2 separate regions of the Homo sapiens genome follow, and region 1 is linked to region 2. The links are chromatin contacts, found by POLR2A ChIA-PET in ENCODE. All regions are on one chromosome and are shown on one strand. Each heading gives the region's core, a stretch centred on a gene start or an enhancer-like site at or near the end of the contact. The rest is flanking DNA. Distances are from core to core; before and after follow the strand shown. Region 1 has its middle 6.5 kb from the start of CXCR5. Region 2 holds the start of LSP1 (lymphocyte specific protein 1).

Evidence for each region. ChIA-PET counts read pairs that join two places held with the same protein, here RNA polymerase II (POLR2A).
Region 1: POLR2A ChIA-PET joins it to region 2 with 10 read pairs in T-cell. The contact joins the enhancer-like site here to the promoter of LSP1 in region 2. POLR2A ChIA-PET finds 5 or more read pairs at or near these places in 2 of 52 experiments (OCI-LY7 and T-cell).

Annotation. Positions count from the first base shown.
Region 1 is chr11:118,873,720-118,881,094 of GRCh38, forward strand. No RefSeq gene overlaps it. Among named protein-coding and RNA genes, the nearest start is that of CXCR5, 6.5 kb to the right of the region's middle. Within about 2 kb of position 3,877, at least 12 of the 41 ENCODE cell types and tissues checked have a DNase peak (open chromatin) inside an H3K27ac peak, as active enhancers do; they include OCI-LY7, where a contact is called at or near this core.
Region 2 is chr11:1,851,834-1,859,570 of GRCh38, forward strand. LSP1 (lymphocyte specific protein 1) reads left to right here and starts at 1,251. Exons shown (of 11, transcript NM_002339.3): 1 at 1,251-1,364. The coding sequence starts at 1,312. It overlaps MIR4298 (microRNA 4298), which reads right to left and starts at 7,703; the gene lies at 7,631-7,703. RefSeq lists enhancers at 1-31, 1,023-1,342, 3,193-3,622.

The DNA of each region.
Region 1 (7,375 bases), core at 2,627-5,126, about 120 Mb after region 2:
AGCCTGGCCAACATGGTGAAACCCCATCTCCACTAAAAAAAAATACAAAAATTAGCCAGGCATGTTAGCCCACCTGTAGTCCCAGCTACTCGGGAGACTGAGGCAGGGGAATCGCTTGAACCCAGGAGGCAGAGGTTACAGTGAGCCAAGATCTTGCCACTGCACTCTAACCTGGGTGAGGAGAGCGAGACTCCATCAAAAAAAAAAAAGAGAAAGAAAGAAAGGAAGAGAAAGAAAGAAAGAGAAAGAAAGAAAAGAAAGAAAGAGAAAGGAAAAGAAAGAAAGAAAAGGAAAGAAAGAAGAAAGAAAGAAAGAAAAAAGAAAAGAAAAGAAAGGAATGAAAACACCTTAAACACCACCAGCTTCATCGTGAAGTTCTGTTGCTGAAGTCCCTGCCATGTGTCTCAGTTGCCCCCTCTGCCATCCAAATGCCCAGACAGGCTCTCTGGGCCTCTCAGTATCCACCCTCATTGCCTTCTCCCACATCTTCCTCTGCTCCAGTCCAGACAAACTGCTCACCATCCCTTCCCCAAGATGTGCATTTACCGCCTGCGGACCTCCTTCCCTCAAAGTCCTGCCTGAAGTTCCTTCCTTTTTGACCTCCCTTTAAAAAGCATGAGTGGGCCTGACGCAGAGGTGCATGCCTGACATCCCCGTGCTTTAGGAGGCTGAGGAAGGAAGTTTAAGGCCAGGAGTTCGAGACCAGCCTGGGCAACATAGCAAGACCTTATCTCTACAAAAAAAAATTAAAAATTAGCCTGGCATGGTACACACTTATAGTCCCAGCTGCTCAGGAGGCTGAGGTGGAAGGATCACTTGAGTTCAGGAGTTTGAGACTACAGTGAGCGACAATTATGCCACTGCACTCCAGCCTGTGTGACAGAGCAAGACCTTGTCTCTAAAAAAAAAAAAAAAGCATGAGTGTGTGTGTGTGTGTGTGTGTGTGTGTGTGTGTATGAGAGAGAGAGATAGCACTTTGGACCTATGGAGGATTTCTATTTGGAAAGAAAAAGGCTTTTACATACAAGATATTATTTAATAGCAAAATTGGCCATGCAGGTATTTTACAATTGTACATATTAGGAAACTAATGCTCAGAGAAGTTATATTTGTAATTTTCAAACTGGGGATTGTGACTTATGTGTGGACCCATGAAAGCAGTGTGATTCATTGACCGCTATTAAAAATAGAAAGAGGGTCGGGCATGGTGGCTCACGTCTATAATCTCAACACTTTGTGAGGCCAAGGTGGGAGGATGGCTTAAGCCCAGGAGTTCCAGACCAGCCTAAGCAACATAACAAGACCCCATCTCTACAGTAAATTTAAAAGTTAGTTTGGTGTGGTGATGCACACCTGTAGTCCCAGCTACTCAGGAGGCTAAGGTGGGAGGATCACTTAAGCCTGGGAGGTGGAGGCTGCAGTGAGCCATGATTGTGCCACTGCACTGCAGCCTGGGTGACATAGAGAGACCCCATCTCTACAAAAAAGGGAAGAAAGAAAGAGTGAGAGAAAGAAAGAGGGAACGAAAGGAAGGAGGAAAGGAGGGAAGGAGGAAGAGTAGAAAATATGAGTATGCTACCCATACTAAGCAGTGTTTACAAAACTTACTGTGTATTTGTGTGTATATGTTCATCACACATGTCCAACTAGCTTGTGATATAAAATATATTTCTTCCTATGGGTCATGATCAAAGTGACAGGATTACATGACATGCTGAAAGCTAACTAGTAGAGCTCATGCATTACTTATTAGAGTAGAGCTGAGACCGACCAGAGAGATAGAGGTGCAACCTGTCAGAGCCCGGGAGGCACCACAGAAATCTCAACGGTGCCAGGGTGGGGCCCAGGGAGGCCGGTGTTCTGGGAAAACCAACTGTTGTGTGCTGGTTGTATGAAGTGCTGTGTTGTTGTGGGTTGTGTGCTGGTTGTATGAGGTGCTGTGTTCTTCCTGTTGTGTGTTGTGTGCTGGTTGTATGAAGTGCTGTGTTGTTGTGGGTTGTGTGCCGGTTGTATGAGGTGCTGTGTTCTTCCTGTTGTGTGTTGTGTGCTGGTTGTATGAGGTGCTGTGTTGTTGTTGTAGGTTGTGTGCCGGTTGTATGAGGTGCTGTGTCGTTGCTGTGGGTTGTGTGCTGGTTGTATGAGGTGCTGTGTTCTTCCTGTTGTGGGTTGTGTGCTGGTTGTATGAGGTGCTGTGTCGTTGTTTTGGGTTGTGTGCTGGTTGTATGAGGTGCTGTGTTGTTGCTGTGGGTTGTGTGCTGGTTGTATGAGGTGCTGTGTCATTGTTGTTGATTGTGTGTTGGTTGTATGAGGTGCTGTGTTGCTCTGGAGAGACGTCAACTATGGCACCCTTTGTGTGGAGGGACTGAAGGCCCTGCTGGGTGGTTGGGAGCTCCAGGTTGGAAAACAAGCTGTGTGGGGACGAGTTTACCAATTGGTATATGGCTGTGTACCAGTCCTACGTGGCCTAGAGCGGTGGTTCTAGGAGTGTAGTTCTCAGGCCAGCAGCATAGCGTCACCTGGACACTCTTAGAAATGCACATTATCAGGTCCCACCCCAGACCTCCCGAATCAGACACTCTCGTGGTGGGGCCTGGCAACCTGGAGGTAACAAGCCCTCCTGGTGACTCTGAGGCATAAAGTGTGAGGAGCACTCCCCTGGGGATGCCTGTTTGGCATTCTGTGTTTGGCGTGTCTTTGCGCAAGCAGGCAGGGTCTGGTCTCAGAGCGGCCTTGCTGGGAAGCAGACATGCTGGGCCTCCAGTGCAGCGTTTCTTCTGTCACCCACTCAGCCTTACAGCCTACCCAGCGCATGCGCCCACAGCACTTAGGTGCGAAGGAATGCTGCACGTTTCCCCCATTCCCTGTGCCTTCCACACTGCTGACTCCACCCACACTACCTTAGCAACACGGTAGAGTTTTGCATATTCTTTGAAAATGTGCCCAGTTGCATGTGAATATGAGCATGCCAACTTGCATGATGTGTCTGTTTTGCCTTCTCTGTTAGACAAGGTGCTCCTCCATCAGAATCTCGCCTCTGGCTGCCGCAGTACTCAGTATACAAACACCTGATCCAAGCACCAGACTCACTCTAACCCTGGCCACACAACCTGCCCCAGGCCGACGTTCCCAAGCTCATTTGTGGCCCCCATGACCTTGTGGTAACCTTGATGTGCCTACCCAGCACCTGCAGCCCATTTCCTCCCTGCAGGACTCTACCTGTTTCCTAACGAGAGGGGAGCTGTGCGTGGGTGCAGGCTGCCGGCAATGACAGCCTTTACCACCCCACTTCCTGTGTTGACTTGTAATGGGGTGTTGGGTCCCTGCTGTCTGAGTGAGCTGTGAACATTCATGCTACTTCCCATTACTGTCTGAAGCTTGGTTTCCACATCTGCAGTGTGGTAATAAAAATACCCAACACTTTGCCGGACGCGGTGGCTCATGCCTGTGATCCCAGCACTTTGGGAGACCAAGGCAGGTGGATCACCTGAGGTCAGGAGATCGAGACCATCCTGGCCAACATGGTGAAACCCCGTCTCTACTAAAAATACAAAAAATTAGCTGGGCGTGGCGGCACGTGCCTATAATCCCAGCTACTCGGGAGGCTGAGGCAGGAGAATTGCTTGAACCAGGGAGTCGGAGGTTGCAGTGAGCCGAGATGGTGCCACCACATTCCAGCCTGGCGACAGAGCGAGACTCCGTCTCAAAAACAAAACAAAACAAAAAACCCAACACTCAAAGACTGTTCAGGGAATGAAAAGAAATGATGTGTGAAAAACCTATCATAGTTCATGGCACATAGAAAGTACCTGATGAGGAGCCTGTGCAGGATTTAGCCATAGTTTTCCCCTTAGCCAGCCAGGTAAGTGCCTGTCCTTTGCAAAATGGCGCCTCTGAGAGACGGGCCGTGTGGTCTTGTGGAGGGAGCCCTGGATTTGGTGCCTACAGGGCTGACTTCAGGCTCTGACTCTGCAACGAACCCTCCCTGCAATCACGAGCAAGAAAATGAGACTCTGTTTCCTTGTCCTCACAAAATACGGCCAGGAGTGATGCCAATCCCTCCGGCACAAGCCGCTTCAAGGACTACATATAATTAAATGTGAAGATTAAGTGAAATATAAAGATTAAGTAACATTAAATTTAAACTTTCATGGGACTGTGTAGACCGGTGACTGCTATGCAAGTCTATGGCGAGTTTCCTTCAGTGCTGAGAGGTATACCCTACTCTTCCTGAGGCTGATGAGGTAGGGACCTGGGAGCTCTGTTCTCAGCTGTTGGGAAAGACCCAGAGAAAGAAGAGAACAAAGTCTCTGGCCATGTCAGAGAGGGAGAGAGTCCTAGGTTAATAGAAGGGGAAACCCCAGCCCGTTCCCTGTAGCAGCACCCCAAAACTGTGTGGAACAGCTTACTTTTTCTGTGGAATATAGAAAATGAACTCCAAGACAAGTGATTGTATCTAATCTCTGGAACAAATAGAAATTTAATGTAATCCATGGACTGTAAAGTATAATTACTGAGAAAAATACACCTGAGCTGATGTAAGCGGCCACCCTTGCCTAAACCAGACACAAACCCAGTCTTGGCGGAAGTATCAGTAGTCTTTCTGTCTTTTTTTTTTTTTTTTTTTTTCTGAGATAGGATCTTGCTTTGTCATCCAGCCTGGAGTGCAGTGGTGCAATCTCAGCTCACTACAACCTCGACCTCCTGGGCCCAAGCAATCCTCTCACCTCAACCTCCTGAGTAGCTGGAAGCACTAGTGTGCACCACCAGCTAATATTTTTATTTTTTGTAGAGATGGGGTATCCTATGTTGCCCAGGCTGGTCTCGAACTCCTGGGCTCAAGTGATCCTCCCCCCTTGACCTCCCAAAATGCTGGGATTACAGAGGCGAGCTACCATGTTCAGCCTCCAGTGGTCATTTTGACGAGAAGGCTAGAAAACAATTTAGCCTCAATTAGACTGCCTATGGGGTGGGGATTGGGATCCTGCATAGGTGAAATATAAACAAGTTGCACACTGAAATAAAACCTGAGCTGCCTGACCTGGAAGGGTCCTCTGCCATCCGATTGTCACACACAGATGGAACCTCTGACATCTCCTCTTCAAAGGCAAAGGATCGCAGCTTAAGCGTTGCCCTCTCTATCCTAGGGAGCTAGTCTGACTTTATGTGTGTGAAGATTGTAAGATCATGGTTTCTAGTAGAGGCAGTAACTCTCTGAGCCTTCTCAAAACAATATTAGAACTCACGGTTGCTGGGCATGGTGGCTCATGCCTGTAATCCCAGCACTTTGGGAGTCTGAGGCAGGCGGATCGGTTGAGCCTAGGAGTTCAAGGCCAGCCTGGGCAACATGGTGAAACTCTGTCTTGACAAAAAACATAAAATTAGCCAGGTGAGGTGGCATGTGCCTGTAGTCCCAGCAACTCGGGAGGCTGAGGCAGGAAGATGGCTTGAGCTCAGGAGGTCAAGGCTGCAGTGAGCCATGATCGTACCACTGCCCTCCAGCCTGGGTGATGAAATGAGATCCTGTCTCAAAAAAAAAAAAAAAGAAAAAGAAAAAGCCTCAAGGTCAGAAGGTATTTACCACTGGGGGCAAACTGAGTTGACTATCAAAGGTCAGAGGCTAACACAAGTAGACCCTGGGAAGCTGTAGTGTGTTCACCATCTGGAGAGAAGAATGGGATCTCTGAATAGGCCCAAAAAGTCAAAGACTTCAGGTGACAGTCACAGATGTGTCTAATGTGTGACGCCTGAGTCAGCCATAGAGAAGCTGGTAGGCTACCTCTCTGCTGCCCAAACCATCATAGCTGAAACTACTGGCCAGAGCCTGCTGCTATAGCACCTGGGAAGCAGTCTTAAGCCTCCCCCAAAACTCTTTTTCTAGGCCTACAGCACATGTGGAAAATATAGAGAACTGTGGAAAGAGTAGGAGAGGAGAAGGCCATAAGAGCAGCTCCTACCTTGTCCAGTACATGCTCCAACCACTTCCTTGCTCCTCCCCCTGCCCTATCTCATCATCATTATTGCCATAGCCACACCACCATACACAGAAGGCCCATGATGTGCCAGGCACAAGGTAATTCTTTTTTTTTTTTTTTTTTTGAGACGGAGTCTTACTCTGTCACCAGGCTGGAGTGCAGTGGTGCCATCTCGGCTCACTACAACCTCCGCCTCCCAGGTTCAAGTGATTCTTCTGCCTCAGCCTCCTGAGTAGCTGGGACTACAGGTGCCCACCACCACACCCAGCTAATTTTTGTATTTTTAGTAGAGACGGCGTTTCACCATGTTGGCCAGGATGGTCTCAATCCCTTGACCTCGTGATCTGCCCACCTCAGCCTCCCAAAGTGCCGGGATTACAGGTGTGAGCCACTGCACCCGGCCATGCCCGGGTAGTTCTGTCGCCCGCACTGGAGTGTGGTGGCGCAATCTCTGCTCACTGCAAGCTCCGCCTCCCGGGTTCACGCCATTCTCCTGCCTCAACCTCCCAAGTAGCTGGGACTACAGGCACCCACCACCACGCCTGGCTAATTTTTTGTATATTTAGTAGAGACGGGGTTTCACCATGTTAGCCAGGATGGTCTTGAACTCCTGACCTCGTGATCCACCCACCTCAGCCTCCCAAAGTGCTGGGATTACAGGCGTGAGCCACTGCGCCCGGCCAGATAATTCTTTCTACACATTTTTTCCAAGCAGTTCTCATCATGTCCCACACTGTCCACCCTGTCCCCCTCTCCAGGCACACCAAGCCTTCACTCTCTCCAAGCCTCCAGTGGCCAAGACTTCCATGAAGTCTTTCCTGACCTTTGGGTATAGTAAGTCTCTAATGGCATGAAGCAGGGTTCTGGTTTTGGCTTCATCCTGTCAATATTTGCCATCAGGACTTGGATAGACCCAAGGATGACTAATCTATGTTGTTATCACATCACCAGATGACAGAATTGGGATCAGAAAAATTTCCCTTTATAGGTTGCAACAATGGCCCAGAACCTTCAAAATGAAATCCTTTAGGCATGTTATTAAGAGGAGTAGGACCCTGCAGGAAAGTCCAATTGTATTGTAGTTACATAGTTATAGAAGTATGGAATCTTTTTTTTTTTTTTTTTTGAGTGTCACCAAGGCTAGAGGGCAGTGGTGTGATCATGGCTCATTGCAGCCTCAACCTCCTGGGCTCAAGCGATCCGCCTATCTCAGCCTCCTGAGTAGCTGGGACTACAGGTGTGTGCCACCATGCCCAGCTAATTTTTGAATTTTTTGTAGAGACGAGGTTTCACCATGTTGCCCAGGCTAGTCTCAAATTCCTGGGCTCAAAGGATTCTCCCATCTTGACCTCCCAAAGTGCTGGGATTACAGGCATGAGCAACCACGCCCTGCCAAGTATAGA
Region 2 (7,737 bases), core at 1-2,500:
TGATCTGGTTTTAGCCCTGCCCATCGTCTGGGCCACGGATCCCTCTGGTGCCTCCACTCGTGGGGCTCTGAAAGCCTCTGCTGGTCTTTGTGGTGTGTTTGGTGGGTGGGGGGCTCGCTGAGTCCCAAGGAGGCGGCCTCCGGTTCGGCCCCACCCTGATGGGTCAACACTCTGGGCCCAGGGCCCTCCCAACCCCTGGCCTCTCTCCAGCCCCTCTTTGCCTTGGGACCCCCTGTAAGTCCTTGCTGGTTGGATTTCTCAGGCCCAGCCGCTGGCCAGGGCTCCCTTCTCCCATTCTCCTGCGCTGAGGTTTCCAGCAGGGAAGCCTTCGCCACCTCTGTGGCTGCCCTACTCTGGCCCAGCTTAAGTCCTCCCCTGCCTCAGCTTTTGGGGTCTGGCTCCTGCAGTCATGCATCCCTCCTCCTGACCCTGGAGCCACTGCGTGGTCACTCCCAGAAGCTGGGGACAGTGAGGGCTGGAAACAGCCTCCATCCCTCCCCTCGGGCTGGCCTATGCCTCTTGGGAGGGTCCCTGAGGCACTGCCTTTAGAGCCTGGGGACACGAACCACTCGGTGGTCAACTCCAGCGACCAGAGCACGGAGAGCAAGGGGCAGCGGGGGGACGAGGCGGATGCCCGACAGCTCGGCATCAGCAAGGCAGTCCAAGACAGAACAAGGCACCCGACGGGTAGAACGCAGGGGCATCCCGGGCACAGCCCCCAAAGCCACCTGGGACCCACAGCTGTTTGATGTGCTCAAGGCTATGACCCCAGGCTTCGAGAAAAGACTCCACCAAGTTCCATGAGCACCTGTAGGAGAGCCGGCCTCTGGGTAGATTTCACCCAAAGAAGCTAAAACGCTCACGTGGTGCTTATGGGATCACAGACGTGTTTGTCCCTGATGCTGCAGGAGAACTGGCCACTCACAGGTGGACCTGATGGCCAGAGCTACTAGCGGGGACCAGGGGTAACATGGGTCCCCCTCCCCGAGCCATGAAGAGCTGCCTGCGGCCATCTTGGCCCTCGCACCCCGTCTCTGTCACCCCAGGCCCCTGTAACTTGCTTAACGCTTCCTGAGGGGTGGTTTGGGTTTTTTTTTTTTTCTTCCTCTCCTCTTGTAGCAACAGATTAAAAAACAACACCCTGACCCAAGCCGAGACAGGTTCCAAACCTCAACCTGCAGCCGGAAGGGGGAAGTGAAACTCGGCTGGGGGTGGGGGCTCAGAAGCCGCCCCAGAAAGCACTGAAAGCCACAGCACGTACACCCACTCCAGGGATCTGCCAGCACCCTGTGGGGCCCAGACTACAGGCTGATGGCGGAGGCTTCGAGTGACCCGGGTGCCGAGGAGCGGGAAGAGTTGCTGGGGTAAGGGTCTGCGGCGACGCCCGGCGCCCTGTGCCGTGTCCACGGGTGCATAGTCCTTGAGCTGCATGGAGGGTGGAGAACTGAGGTGCCTGATGGGGAATCTGGGGCCCCCAATGGGAGAACTTGGATGTCCGATGGGGAAACTGGGGACCCACAGACAGGTGGCAGGAAGTCTTGCTGGGACCCCCCTCTCACAACAAGGGTGGAGGTCTCTTCCGCCTGCCTCTGTGCCCTGGACTCACTGGGGGAGGCGCGTGGGATCCTAAGCCCATGGTGGATGCCTGAAGCGAGGAGACCCCAAGACGTGTCCTGGACTGCCAGGGAGGAGCTGGGGACTGTGGGCCCTGTTAGCTTGGGAAGAGGCAAGGTGGGGGCTGGGGAGCAGCTGTTCTGGGATGGGTGGAACTGGCCCGGGCCTGGCCACCTGCCCACAGGACTATCTGAGAGGGGCTATCCTGCCTTGAGGGTCTGGAGGCCGCCAGGCTTGGGGCCCAGCAGGCCTCAGGGCAGGGCACCCAAAGCTGCCCTTGACCTGCGGTAAAGGACAAGGCCAAGGATTCTGGCAGGTGCCTGTGCTGGGTGCCAGGCACCGTGTGTTGGTTGGAGTGGGGACATGAGGGGGCATGGCAGAGGTTGTGTGTAGGACTGCCAGAGCTGGGCAGAAAAACCCCGCTGCCAAAGGCCTCCTAGCGGGCAGCTGTACTCTGTGGTACCAATGGGCATCCAGCCCTGTGCTGGGGTGGGTGGAGAGGGCTAGCGGCTTAGTAACTGGGCTCCCTGGCAGAGGGGAGCTGCCGGCCAGCAGGCATCCAGGCATCACAGCTGAGCCTCGCCAGGGGAACCCGAGTTGCCCCCGGTGCAGGTCCCAGAAGAGATGGGAGGGCTCAGGGCGTGCGGTGCAGGGACAGGTAGGGCTTTGAGGGGCAGAGGGGCGACGTGCTAATGGTCAGGGGATGGGGATCCGGTGCTGGGGATAGAGGCCGGCCTAGGAGCAGGTCAGCGGGGGCTGTGGCCTGGTGTGCGGAAGGGAAGGCGCTGGGGCCCAGGTTGCAGAAAGAGTGTGATGCCCGCAGCCACACAGGACGGACCTGAGAGGAGGCCCAGGGTGACGCTCACATACCCCAAAACTGCAGCCAGGGCTGCTACCAGTCTCTGCCTTGGTGCTGACAGCAGAGGGTCCCGGTCTACCCGACCCGGGGCGGTGCAGGGACCACCTCCCGGCCTTCACACAAAGCTCCTGTGCTGTTGGTGGCTGCAGTCACTGTCCTGTGTCTGTGTCCTTGGTGGCCGTCACATTGCTGTGGGTCTGGTATGTGTGAGGGGTCTGCATCTCTGACTTCTTGCTGCCAAATCCCACTTGGGTACAGGTGCGGGGGGCCACTGAAGGGACCCCGAGTGCCGTGAGTGGAGTGGAGGCTAAGCAGAGGCCGGGGCTGGCTGAGGGCTGGGTCGGGACGTCCGTGCCTGTCCCCAGGGAGAGGTGGGAGGATGCCCTGCCCAGGCCGTGTGCAGGGAGACAGGCTTCTGGGTGCACAACAGCTGTGTCCCAGCTGCAAAACGGGCCCTCCTGTCAGCACCACCCCCAGCCCTGGACTAGGTGCTGCTCCTGGTCACCTCATGCCCATAGAAGGGCAGGACATGAGCCTCTGGGCTGGGGCACCCCCGCCTTCCTCCTTGGCCTCATCCTTGGCCACCCCCTCCCAGCTGTCTCAAATGCCCTGGATCCCCCGGGCCAGGAGCGGGGAGGGGGGGTTGGAGCGGGCATGGCCAAGGCACAGATGATCCTGGGGCATCTTGGTGCAGATCCTGGGAGGCCAGGGCTGCACCTGTGCCGGGGCTGTCAGGCGCTCCAGCTGGAGAGCGGCGGTTCTCCTGGGCTCTGCAAAGCCTGGACCCCCTCCTTGGACATCCCCTGCCCCCGCGAATTGCATGGGGTGCGCAGCCAAGCCTGACCTTTCAGAATGAAACTGAGAGCCCCAGTGGGGTAGGCTTCTCATTTCACAAGGTGACTAAGGGAACCGGGGAGTTTCCTGTCTAGGATGGGACAGAAGTCCCCTGCACCCAGGCAGGGATGTATGGCCTGGGAAGCCCCCACACGGGAGTCCCCAGGAAGGCCCAGGCTGGGCAGGCTCAGCTGGGGCTGGAGCAGTGGACAAGACAGCCCCCCGTGCATGTCACAGAGTGCCAGGTACGCCAGCCTGTGACGGTCTCAGGACATGCCCTCAACACTAGGTCCAGGGCAGGCCAAGCCCCTCCAGCTGGACAAGTGGGTCCAGCCCCTCAGACTGTCGCATGATGTGGCCCCTCCCCTCAGACTGCCCGGGACGGGGCCAGATTCCTCAGAACCACCCCTCCATGATGTGGTCTCTCAGATGCCCCCAGGACAGGACTGTCCTCTCCCACGAGGCCTCAGGCCAAAGAAGGTCCCCTGACCCTGGGCGGGGTCCAGGCTCCGCTTCGGCTACCAGCCAGGCTGGACTGCGGTTCCTCCACTCGGGGGCACTCCTGTCTCGCCCCGCTGTCCAGCAGACAGTCACTAGCTTGTCCTTGTCCCTTGGGGGCAGGGACGAGGATTTCACAGAGCTGCCTTGTGGCTCTGGGGGGACTCTCTGGTGACGCTGGGGGATGCCTGCCCTCTATAGCCCCCAAGAGCAAGGCTCTCCCCACACTGAGGAACTATCTGGCCTTGGAGGCCTTGAGGCGATGAGGACGGGGCGTCCTGGTCCACAGCTGGGGAGGGTCAGGTTGCCCTCTCAGACCTTGGGTTCGACATATCCAGATGTTGGAGCCCAGCTCTGCAGGGGTGTACCCTCCCTGGGGTCACACTGCATTTTTGGCTGCAGTGCCTGTCCTTGGCCCAGCTGCCCGGGGGTGCCCACCCGCCCAGGCGTGCCCACCCCATGTCCACACCTAGAAGGCAAGTCTGCCTGCCGCCACCCTGTCCCACAGACACCCTGGCTGCCCTCTCAGTCTGCCCCTGTGTAGCCCAGGCCCCCATCAGGATGACCCTACCCCCAGTCTGTTCCCCATGAGCGACCAGGCCGTGTCTCCCACGGAAAGAACCATTCACCAGCTACAGGCAAACTCCATGCCCCTGGGTGGCCATGCCAGGCCCTCCTGGCCTGGTTGAACTCACTTCCCATCCCACCAGCTTTCCCAGCTCTTCCCAGTTTTGGAAGGTGTCAGAGCCCTGGCACATGCCCCTCCTAGCATCACCCAACCGCCCTGCTCCTCTGCAGACCTTCAAAGGCCTGCCCAGCCCGCGGTGGGAGGCCGCTGCCCAGGGCTCTGGCAGCACCTGCCATGGACAGGGCCAGTCCTGGAGCCCCGCCTGGCCCATCGGAGCCTCCCTCGCTTCTCTGTGTGCTGAGCTGAGTTGGGAAGGGCAGGGATGACCTGAGGGGCTGCTCTGGCAGGGTTCCTTCTGGCCATCTGTCCCTGGAGACCCTCAGAGCTCCAGATTCTGAAGGAGGAAGGGGCTGGAGGCCCCCGGCAGCCCCCTGGAAGTCTTCATCTGAGCAGCAGGAGCCCATGGGATGGAACCCCCCAGGCAGCCAGGCCCTTGGGCAGCCCTCCCGCCCACCTGCCCTCCGAGCCAAGGCCAGGCACCACCTGGAGGATGTGCAATGCTCCACGCTGGGGCAGGTGGCCCTGAGAGCCCCCAGCGGTGCCCACGACTGCTCAGGAAAGAGGGCAGAGCTGGGGACAGTTGGGGAAGCCACCTCAGCCCCAGCCCTAGCCCCACAGGGGCTGCTGAGGGAGGTTAGGATTGAGGGCTAAGCCCTGGGGCTCCCTCCCTACACCTTCCTGTGGTCAAGACCTGATGTCTGGACCCAGGATCCCTGGGGAGGTCCCCTTCCTCCTGCCCTGGGTAAGGGGTCTGAGGCATCTGGAAGTTTCCCAGGGAAGCAGAAGGATGTCTTCTTCCTCGTGGGCTGGCAGGCGCTGCTGTCCACCGACACCCAGCTGGGCTGGTCGCACAAGTGGGAGCATCACAGGCCCCACCCCCGCTGATTCTGGAAGCCAGAATCCTTTCTTCCTGCGCCCCCTTCCTGGTTCCCTCGTGTCTCCTAAAACAATCCTGGAGCCACACAAGGGCAGTGCCAGGAGGGTCTGGGGTCCAGCTGGGACAGGCCCTGGCCGGTGACACCCTGGGGTGGCAGGATGGTGGGCCTCTGCTCCGCTACCCTACGGGCCAGCCTGTCTCCACCTCAGTTCCCTGAGAACGTGCCAGAGGGATGGGTGAGCCCTAGAGAAGAGGAGGGTGTTGGCAGTGGAAAGGGCCCAGTGGTCTCCCGCTCTGAGTCCTCAGCCTGGTGAGGGGTGGGGGCGTGAGCTCTGCCTTGCAGTCCCAGCCCCTGAGATCCCACTGCTGGGGCGGCGGGAGGGGGATGGGCTGCAAGGCCCCAGGGCTGGCCTTGCTTCGGCTGCTATAGGCCCTCGGAGTGCTTTCTGGATGAGTAAGCCGCACCCCTCTGAAGCCTCAGTTTCCCCATCTGCACACTCAGAATGTAGCCACTCAGACCAAGCGTTCACTCCATGCCAGTCTTTGCCAAGCTATTTATTTATTTATTTGAGACAGAGTCTCGCTCTGTTGCCCAGACTGTAGTGCAGTGACACAATCTCGGCTCACTGGAACCTCCGCCCTCCAGGTTCAAGAGATTCTCCCACCTCAGCCTCCTGAGTAGCTGGGATTACAGGCACCTGCCACTGCCCCCGGCTAATTTTTGTATTTTTAGTAGAGAAGAGGCTTTCACCATGTTGGCCAGGCTGGTCTTGAACTCCTGACCTCAGGTGATCCACCCGCCCCAGCCTCCCAAAGTCCTGGGATTACAAGCATGAACCACCGCGCCCTGCCTTTGCCAAGCTTTTTAAACCAAGGCTCTTGTTTCATCCCCCGGAGCTGTGAGGCAGGTCCCTGGAGCCTCCCATTTCACAGACGGAAACCGAGGCTCACAGGGGCCAAGTGCATTGTCCAAGGGCTGCTCCCTGCCTGGGGAGGGGCCTGAGTCCTTGCCCCTGTGGGGTTCGGGTGCTGAGGGCCCACAAGACCTGCGGGCACCAGGAGGGAGCTGGGCTGGGCTGCCCTTCCCGGGGTCTCTCTGACCCCACACCACACACCAGCCACTCTGGACTCAAAGGCTCCCAAGAGCACCAGAGCACTGCTCATGGCCCAAGCTCAGCAAGCACTTAAAGGGACCGTCCCGAAAAGCGGAACTGGGACCGGGCGCTGCAGGACCAGCAAGGTCCTCCACTTCCCTCCAGCCCAGCCCCGCCCAAATCCCAGCCCTCAGCATCTTTTTGGGGGCCACTAAAGACCTTCTGGGAGATGGCAGCCCAGGACCATAAGGCAATCGAAGAGGGCTTTCCACATGCGCTGAGGCAGACAGAACCAGGCCCTGGCTGTGGACGAGGCTGTATTGATACTTAGAAGAGAGGGAAGCGAGCGGGCTGGAGAGGCTCGGCCAGGGGGCAGCCCAGCAGGGCCCCTTCCCCAGGGTTAGACTCTCTACAGCCGGCCCAGCCCCCATCCCCTCCCCAACATCTAGGGACCTGAAAAGAGGTTGGAGGGGCTGCATGGGGGTGGGGTTGATAGGAGATTAGGGGATTGAGAAAGCCAGGCCTCCTAGCCGTGTCCCACCCAGCACGGCCCCACCAGTGCCAGACACAGGCAGACAAGGGAGGAGGGAGATGCTGAGCAGGGGTGGCAGGAGGAAAGCCCCTGGCCCTTTCTTGGGGCCAGGCAAGTCCTATCCTAACTCCATCTGCTAACTGCCTCCAAGCTGCTTGTGGGTTGTCGGGGAAGGGAGTTTGTGGCAGGGAGGGCCTCTGAGTCCCCTGTATCCCCCGGCAGGAGGAGGCAGGCACATGGGCCCCTGACCTCAGTGCTTGGAGCAGGGCCGCTCTGGTGGGGCATTTGTAGGTCACAGCATGAAGGGTTCCAGCATACTTCCTGGGTTCCCAGTTTCCCTGGGAGCAGTGGTATAGACGCAGGGGCCTCTACACACACCACACGCTCAGGGAGAGTGGCTGAGGTGTCCAGGATACTCTGTCCACTGGGGCAGGGGGTGGCTTCTAAGCCCAGTACCCTTCCCAGAGTCCCCAGTCTCCAGCTGCTCATGGGCTGCAGATGAGGATTCAAGGTTATGCAGGGGTCACTCTCCTGCTCCATCCCTGGCAGGTGGGACCTCACCTACTGCTTCTTTCTGCTCCAGAGAAGAGCACGTCCCCCTCATCTCAAAAGTGCCTGTGCTCCTCCTTCCTGAGTGGAACCTACACTTTTGACAGTTTGGTTTCTGAGGCAAGGCTGCCTCCTCCTCCTGTCCCAGGTACCTCCCCTCAGAAAAGCAATGGGACTTGGGATAGAAGGATC